Regions from separate parts of the Homo sapiens genome. Here all the other regions are linked to region 2. Evidence: chromatin contacts called from ENCODE Hi-C or POLR2A ChIA-PET data. All regions are on one chromosome and are shown on one strand. Each heading gives the region's core, a stretch centred on a gene start or an enhancer-like site at or near the end of the contact. The rest is flanking DNA. Distances are from core to core; before and after follow the strand shown.

Region 1 (2,846 bases), core at 14-2,513, 390 kb after region 2:
TACAATATTTTTAATGACATATAAAGATGTTCATTCTTTGTGGTTGCCCTGGGTGAGAGGGACTATTGATACTCAATAGTGTTTCTTTTGTTTCTACATTGTTTCTATAGTGAAAATACGCATTGGCTTTGTATTAAAAAATGTATAGTAAAAATGGTTTTATTAAAAATAGCAAATAACTACAAAAACTCCATTGCAATGGAAAGCAGCCCTTGGATTTTCTAGTTGAATGAAACGAGTAATTTATCCAATGTTAGAAATGTCTAAAGGCTCGCTCAGGTTTCATGAGCAGAACAGGAATTGTATATCCAATTAAATGTGAAATTGCAATGCCTGGTGCGGTGGCTTATGCCTGTAATCCCAGCACTTTGGGAAGCCGAGGCAGGGGATCGCTTGAGCCCAGGAGTTCGAGACCACCATGGGTAACATGGGGAGGCCCCATCTCTACAAAAAATAAAAATCGTTAGCCGGGCAGGTTGGTGCATGCTTGTGTTCCCAGCTACTTGGGAGGCTGAGGTGGAAGGATCCTCTGAGCCCAGGAGGATGAGGCTGCAGTGAGACATGATCGATGCACTCCAGCCTGGATGACAGAGTGAGACCCTGTCTCAAAAAAAAAAAAAAAGAAAAGAAAGTACAATCGCAATTAAATGTCTTTGCGTTGGTGGCTCCTGACCAAATTCCCTAAGCAAGCAGTATGTTAATGAGCAGAGGGGCCACAGCTCACCTTGCTCAATTAAAGGCAGGAGCAGGCCGGGCGTGGTGGCTCACGCCTGTAATCCCAGCACTTTGGGAGGCCAAGGTGGGCGGATCACGAGGTCAAGAGATCGAGACCATCCTGGCCAACATGGTGAAACCCTGTCTGTACTAAAAATACGAAAATTAACTGGGCATGTGGCATGAGCCTGTAATCCCAGCTACTCGGGAGGCTGAGGCAGAAGAATTGCTTGAACCCGGGAGGTGGAGGTTGCAGTGAGCCGAGATTGCACCACTGCCCTCCAGCCTGGTGACAGAGCGAGACTTCATCTTAAAAAAAAAAAAAAAAAAGGCAGGAGCAAGTATGGGCCAGACAGAAATCAAGGTGTAAATTGGGCAGATCCTCAGGCCCAGTGCTGAATTTTGGTTTGATGAAATAAAACATTACATTTCAAGGTTGGCAGAGAGGAATGAAGGTGGAAGAGGAATCTAGGGCCATTTAGGGAAGCCATGAAGCCTCCTGCCCACACTAGTGGGTAGAGTGGAGCCAGGCGTTTTGCTAGGGCTTGCTATATCTCTTGGCAGGGTGCTCTGCTGCCAAAGCCAAGAATTCTAAATTAGATTAAATAGCCAGAAAGAATGTTAAACATTTGGACATGATATCCTCCCTCACAGATTAGCTAGAGTGTAGTTCTGCTGTGCTAGATACTTAAATAAATACCTCCCTAGCTGTGAAGCCTGCTTATCACAGTACTATATTTTAGGATGAGGTCATTATTTTCCTATGCATACACATGCATTGTATAATCTTGCCAATGTAGGTCAGCCCAAAAGAAGTGACAAATGTGTAGAACACACATTGGACTAGCTTGGGACAAAATTAGTATACCTAAAGATGACAGATTTCTTAACTAATTTTATGAGCCATGCAGCTTTGTATTCTAGCAGAGACAGACATTAGGAATCTTATAAAATCAAAAATTTTAATTTTTGCCTGAATAGCTCCAAAGGGCTAAGATCTCAAGCAAATGCGTGTAGGTTTTGTTTTTGTGGTTGTTGTTGTTTTTAGAGACAGGGTCTTGCTCTGTCACCCATGCTGAAGTGCAGCGGTGCAGTCCTAGCTCACTGCAGCCTTGACCTCTCAGGCTTAAGTGATCCTCCTGCCTTAGCCTCCCGAGTAGCTGGGACTACAGGCGCATGCCACCACCCCGAGTAATTTTTTATTTTTATTTTTACTTTTGTAGAGACAGGGGTCTCAATATGTTGCTCAGGCTAGTATCTTTTTTCTTTTTGAGACAGTCTCGCTCAATTGCCCAGGCTGGAGTGCAGTGGTGCCATCTCGGCTCACTGCAAGCTCCGCCTCCCGGGTTCACGCCATTCTCCTGCCTCAGCCTCCCGAGTAGCTGGGACTACAGGCGCCCGCCACCATGCCCAGCTAATTTTTTTTGTATTTTTAGTAGAGACGGGGTTTCACCGTGTTAGCCAGGATGGTCTCGATCTTCTGACCTCGTGATCCACCCGCCTCAGCCTCCCAAAGTGCTGAGATTACAGGCGTGAGCCCTCGCGCCCGGCCCAGTCTTGTAACTTAACTTTAAAGCTACTTATTCCCAAATGAAGATGGGATGGTACACAGATTTTAAGTATTAGCTGGTTTGGAGCTTCTGTCTTTTAAAGCAACATTTTACTTTGCCACAGGGTGGTGGGGCGGGGGCCATCCTAGAAAGAAGAGTGTGAGTTTCATGGGATAGGGTCTGGGGAGGTGGCTGGAGGAGTTTAGGTTCTTTTGATATCTGTGGCTACACAGACAGATAACCAAGGAAAATGTCCAAACAGTGAAATTAAGTGCTCACTGCACTAACACAGAGAAGGACCCTGATGTCTGGCCGCAGGCCTTTGTTCTCATTGGCTTCAAAGAACTTCTTGATGTCTACCTTAATTTCATTATTATTTACCCAGGAGTCATTCAGGAGCAGGTTGTTCAATTGCCATGTAGTTATGTGGTTTTGAGTGAGTTTCTTAATACTGAGTTCTAATTTGATTGTGCTGTGGTCTGAGACACTGTTTCGATTTCAGTTCTTTTGCATTTGCTGAGGAATGTTTCATTTCCAATTATGTGGTCGATTTTAGAGTAAGTGCCACGTGACGCTGAGAAG
Region 2 (2,896 bases), core at 251-2,750:
CTGGAGTGCAATGGCGTGATCTCGGCTCACTGCAACCTCCACCTCCCTGGCTCAAGCGATTTTCCTGCCTCAGCCTCTCAAGTAGCTGGGATTACAGGCGTGAGCTACCACCCGGCCTCTTTTCATGTTTTTAAATTAGTCTCCCCTTTTTATTTTATTTTATTTTTTAGATAGAGACAGGGTCTCGCTATGTTGCCCAGGCTGGTCTCGAACTCCTGGACTCAAGCAGGTTCTTTTCTTCAGGCTTCTCCTTCTCCTGCCTCAGGAACTCATCCTCACTCCCTGCAACGTTTCAATAAGCACTTGCCTGGTTTGCCTGCCTCTGGCCTTGCTAATTAGACAACTACGATCTTTCTACCAGGAAAGTGTGATCCTGCCCTCAAGTCTACAAGGGCGGCCTGAGCTGACATGATAACATCTAACCTCTTTAGTTAGATATAGGATGTCCCTTGTCATCTGGCCCCTGGTGACCTCTAACAATATCCCCATCCCACTCCACCCCTTTACAGTCTGCAGTAGAACCGTCTGCAGTCCCAGTGCTGGAAGCCCAGGCTGCCTCATGCCTCCCTGTCTCTGCATACATGGTCGCTTTATCCTAGAACATATGATGTAGTTGCCCGTGTGCCCATCTGTCTCCACAACAGAGCAAGGTCCTGGAAGCAGGGGTAGGGGCGTCGGGGAGGTCTTGCTTGTCCTCTTTATGTCTCAGTGCTTAGTGTACCTTATATTTGGACAATGAATAAATAAATGTGCGCTGCTCTAGAAAAGAGATCATTGTCTCGATGGAGTGAAAATCAGTAAGGGGCAGAGTAAGGACTGGACATCAGGTCTTGGAAAGTTCTGACCCTTCCCACTATGTAAACATCCTTTCTACTGAGGGACCTCACGGGGTGACAAAGCCTTAGAGGAAATGTACGCAGTCTCTGCATGGTCCTAAGAAAATAAAGGAAATAAAGTAAGTGTTGTAATCCTGGACTGGAGTAGAAAGACTTCTTAGGGGGAGGCATTTTAAGGAGGGTGGAGAGGGGGATGCTTCCCGCCTCCGGATCACAGTCTACGAGAGCTTGCTGCTTTAGATGAGCCCACACCAGACCGAGACACAGGCAGAGCGGTGCGGCTGAAAGACATCTCTGCATCAGAAAACTTGAGTCCTGGTTTTTTCTACATCTGCCGCTGACTAGCAGATCTCAGAAGGCCCAGCAGCCTTCAGGTGTAAAACAAAGGAGTATTTTCCATCTCTTTCAACCCGAAAATCCAGAAAGTGGGGACATCTGTGTTTGAAGATTGTTCAACATTTTTCAGATTAAACTGATCCACATTTTCCAAGGTATCAAAGTGGTGGCTGCATCCTCTCATGGTGCTGGGAATCACAGACTTCTCCCCTCACCCTTGATTGTGACCTGATTCTAGAAGACGGTTGCTGATAGAAATGTCCAAGTTATTCAAGGGGCTTCTCTAGAGGAAACAACTTCCATTTCACTCTTGATTCTCTAGAGGAAATATAACTTTCGTTTCACTCTTGATTCTCGAGAGGAAACAACTTCTGTTTCACTCTTGATTTTCACTATTTTCACGTTACGGGTTGAGATAAATGGCCTTAGATTTGACTCATCGAGGAGAGAGCGATTCTGCCTAGAGTTCTTTGAAAGCCGGCTGTACTGAGTGAGATCCTAGGTCACTGCAGAGAAGGAAAGGGAAGAGAAGTGGGGAGGGAGAGGGGAACAGAGAGGGGCACGGAGAGGGACAGGGAGATTGGTTTCCTTTGACAAACCCAGCTGGTTTCCTCGGTAGTTGTGTGTGGTTTCCACCAAACCCACCTATCACTTAGTTAGGACTGCTAATTAGGGGGCAGAGATGAGGACTGCTGTCTGTAGTCGTAAAGATGGTTACTAAGCAGGAGGCTGAGCTGGTGGTTGCAGCTGACACTGGAAATTCACCCAGCTTCGCCCCCCGGGAGATGTGCCACCCCTACATCGTAGGCAGCTGTGGGCCACAGGCATTTCGTTCTCCAAAATCCTACATTCATCTTACTTCATTTAATGTTTGCAGCCACATAAGAAGTAGAAAACATAACTTGATTTCCAGATTAGAAGACTGAAGTTTGGACAGAAAAAATAACTTGCCCAGTGTCACCCAGCGGGCACACGGAGGAGCTGGGATTCAACATCAATGACTCCAGGACCATGGTCTGTCTCCACGAGACTAGTCTACCCACCTCGATTCTCTGCCTGGTAGGCCTTCCCCACTTTTCCACCTGCTAAATCAATCACACCTGGTTGCATCTCTCCTTCTTTCCTCCCCTAACCCAAGACTCTTTTTTGTTGTTGTTGTTTTGGAGATGGAGTTTGCTGTTGTTGCCCAGGCTGGAGTGCAGCGGCACGACCTCGGCTCACCACAGCCTCTGCCTCCCGGGTTCAAGCGATTCTCCTGCCTCAGCCTCCCGAGTAGCTGGGATTACAGGCACGCGCCACCATGCCCAGCTAATTTTTGTATTATTAGTAGAGATGGGGTTTCACCATGTTGCCCAGGGTGGTCTTGAACTCCTGACCTCAGGTGATCCACCCGCCTCAGCCTCCCAAAATGCTGGGATTACAGGCGTGAGCCACCATGCCCGGCCATATCCCATGACTCTCTAAAGCACTCTGTGGTTGTTTCTGGGTTATTTTCACTTCTCCAATTAGGAGGTAAGTTTTTTGGGGTCAAAGAGCATGTTTTCGACTTTGTTTTCATCCTATCCCAAATTGCCTGGTACCAAGCTTGGTAGCTGATGAGCCAACAGGGAACCCACGAATGACATTGTATTAGAAGACCACAGGCTTTGGGCTCAAGGAATGACCCTTCCCTTTTACAGTCCTGTCCACACCTCAACAGCCCTCTCGTAGCTCGGTGGATCTCA
Region 3 (2,859 bases), core at 153-2,652, 370 kb after region 2:
TACTGGGGAGGCTGAGACAGGAGAATCACTTGAATACGGGAGGCAGCAGTGAGCCAAGATCATGCCACTGCACTCCAACCTGGGAGAGACAGAGTGCCATCTCAAAAAAAACAAACAAAAGAGTTGATATAAATTTGCTGTTATAATTTGACTGTACTGTTTCTTGCACATGTTGACATCTGTAATGACTGGAGTTTATGAAAATTTTTGATGAGTAGGAGCATACCATTAACAGAGAGAAATTTAATCAAAAGATTTTTAAAGTTCCTTCAGAGTCCAGACTTTGACTAAGTGTAGTATGATTTATATCTATGTTGCATACAAAAATATCAAACAGTAATTCCCAACTGAAATACAAGTATCAATCAATTGTGTAACAATGCAAAATCATTTAATTTAAAGTTAATTTATAGCAAATGAGTACTGTAATAGCATAAGCATGCCGATACTTTACAAAGGAGAGAGTGGAAAGGTAGGATATTATAACTAATTGATCAAATCATTGTTAAAATTTAAGTTTATTAATACTTTTACTTCTGTCCGTAGGGATCCATGTTAAATTGGGTATATTATAAACTTAACTGCTAATGATGAGGTCCTTTTGCTATTAGAAATCTATTTTTTATTTTTCTTTATTATTTTTTGAGGCAGGGTCTTGCTCTGTTGCCCAGGCTGGAGTGCAGTGGTGAAATTATAGCTCACTGCAGCCTCAACCTCCTGGGCTCAAGGAATCCTCCTGCCTCAGCCTCCCAAGTAATGGAAACTGCAGTCGTATACAAGCACACCCAGCAATTTTTTTTTTTTTTTTTGGTAGAGATGGGGTTTAGCTATGCTGTCCAAGCTGGTCTCAAACTCCTGGCCTCAAGTGATCCTCCCACCTTAGCCTCCAAAGTGCTGGGATTACAGGCGGGAGCCACCATTCCCAGCCTAGAATGAAATATCTTTAGCTAAATTACAGGGCTGGATGTGGTGGCTCATGCCTGTAATCCCAGCACTTTGGGAGACTGAGGGCGGGAGGGTCACTTGAGATCAGGAGTTTGAGACCACCCTGGGCAACACAGTGAGAATTCTGTCTCTATTTTAAAAAGAGAAAAATCTAGGGTATATTCTCTTAAACAAAACTTTCATCTATAATGGTAGTTGATGAGGTCCTATGTAATATGCATTTCCTTGGTTGCAATAGCAAATTACTACACACACAGAAAGGAAAGCCACACTCCCCGACACATCTACACACAGGAGGACTCACACAGGAGGGAGACTCAAAGAAGGCACGTGACTTTTACATTGTTAGGGCTTACATGGTCCTGGGATTTCCCACCAGTACTCAAAAGATCAATTGTATGAACAAGTCACCTATTTTTACGGCACTAAATAATTATTATTCAACAACATGGAAAATATGTGGTAGCAGACCTGGATTTTCCTTAAGAGTTATTTTTATGTGGTACTGCCCCCTGCTGGAATATAACATCTATACACATCCTTTCTGGCTGGGCTGACATCCTAAAACCAGCCCAGGACCAGCCTTTTATTAATATTAATTCTTGGCCAGGCGCGGTGGCTCGCCTGTAATCCCAGTACTTTGGGAGTCCAGGGCGGGCGGATCACGAGGTCAGGAGTTCAAGACCAGCCTGGCCAACATGGTGAAACTCCGGCTCTACTAAAAATACAAAACTTAGCTGGGCATAGTGGCACATTCCTGTAATCCCAGTTACTCGAGAGGCTGAGGCAGGAGAATTGCCTGAACCGGGACCCGGGAGGTGGAGGTTGCGGTGAGCCGAAATCGTGCCACTGCACTCCAGCCTGGGCTACAGAGCGAGACTCCGTCTCAAAAATAAATAAATAAAAATTAAAATTAAAAAATAATTCTTGGTTGTATGCTAAAAGCCTTGCAAGTAGCCCCACTGGAAGATAGGAAGAGTGGGGCTGTTTTACAAATGAGCACATATAAGCAGAACGAGGCCGCCATAATTGAAATGAAGGTCCCCGTCCCGTGGATGTGTTCATCGCTACTTCACCCTGTCATTCGGATCCAATGTGTGACCAGCCAGCTCCAATAACAGTTCCATACTCTGGGAATTATTTTTAACACTCGGCAGGATGCTTTCTTCCTGTAGTTTTAGGCTTAGCCCTTTGTGCACTTTTGGTCTCTTTCCCTTTCAATTTAGCATCCAAGGAAGCGGCTGTGACCAAAGGTAGCTGTCATGTTAAAGGACAAAGTTCATAGTTACAGCAAATATTGACCCAGAGCACTATCCTTGCCCCTTCCTCTATAATGTGCAATGCAAAAATATGTTCTTTTAAGTACAATATTAATAAGTAAGGTCTAGGAGATTTTCTTCCCCCTTCCTTTCTCTTTTAGATGAGTAAATGTTTTATCTAGTTTTGAGGAGACTATCCTTCTTATCACATCTCTTTCCACTTCTGCTCTCCTTGTTTTATAATTTTCCTCTCCTTTGGGTCCGTGTCATTATTTCGTGTCGCTTGTTTTCGAGCCATGCACTCATTTATCAAATCAGATTTCCTCCGTATGCCGACGGCCTTCCTCTCCCTGCCACGGGCTTCCTTTTTCCCTGACTATGCAGAAGCAATTTGTTCGCTTGTGTTTCTTTTTTTTTTTGAGACAGAGTCTCGCTCTGTCACCCAGGCTGGAGTGCAGTGGCGACATCTCGGCTCACTGCAACCTCCGCCTGTCAGGTTCAAGCAATTCTCATGCGTCAGCCTCCAGAGTAGCTGGGATTACAGGTGTTTGCCACCAAGGCTGGCTAATTTTTAGTAGAGACGGGGTTTCACCATGTTGGCCAGGCTTGTCTCGAACTCCCAACATCAGTTGATCCACCCATCTCGGCCTTCCAA

The links. Hi-C counts contacts between places; a loop is a spot of excess contacts on that map. ChIA-PET counts read pairs that join two places held with the same protein, here RNA polymerase II (POLR2A). Pooled maps may share reads with other maps.
Region 1: a loop to region 2 is called in a map with no recorded cell type, with 7 times the contacts of the local background. The contact joins two enhancer-like sites. A Hi-C loop is called at or near these places in 29 of 168 maps with a recorded cell type or tissue (GM11168, GM12878, GM13977 and 21 more), 9 of 37 single-sample maps with no recorded cell type and 7 of 50 pooled maps. POLR2A ChIA-PET finds 5 or more read pairs at or near these places in 5 of 52 experiments (A673, AG04449, AG04450 and 2 more).
Region 3: a map of Jurkat shows a loop between it and region 2 (4-fold over the local background). The contact joins two enhancer-like sites. A Hi-C loop is called at or near these places in 50 of 168 maps with a recorded cell type or tissue (CD4-positive, alpha-beta T cell, GM11168, GM12878 and 34 more), 1 of 37 single-sample maps with no recorded cell type and 8 of 50 pooled maps. POLR2A ChIA-PET finds 5 or more read pairs at or near these places in 3 of 52 experiments (AG04449, CD4-positive, alpha-beta T cell and GM10248).

What each region holds. Positions count from the first base shown.
Region 1 is chr1:236,506,133-236,508,978 of GRCh38, forward strand. No RefSeq gene overlaps it. Among named protein-coding and RNA genes, the nearest start is that of LGALS8, 16 kb to the right of the region's middle. Within about 2 kb of position 1,264, at least 4 of the 41 ENCODE cell types and tissues checked have a DNase peak (open chromatin) inside an H3K27ac peak, as active enhancers do.
Region 2 is chr1:236,119,236-236,122,131 of GRCh38, forward strand. No RefSeq gene overlaps it. Among named protein-coding and RNA genes, the nearest start is that of GPR137B, 22 kb to the right of the region's middle. RefSeq lists an enhancer at 1,443-1,562. Within about 2 kb of position 1,501, at least 3 of the 41 ENCODE cell types and tissues checked have a DNase peak (open chromatin) inside an H3K27ac peak, as active enhancers do.
Region 3 is chr1:236,488,634-236,491,492 of GRCh38, forward strand. No RefSeq gene overlaps it. Among named protein-coding and RNA genes, the nearest start is that of LGALS8, 34 kb to the right of the region's middle. Within about 2 kb of position 1,403, at least 2 of the 41 ENCODE cell types and tissues checked have a DNase peak (open chromatin) inside an H3K27ac peak, as active enhancers do.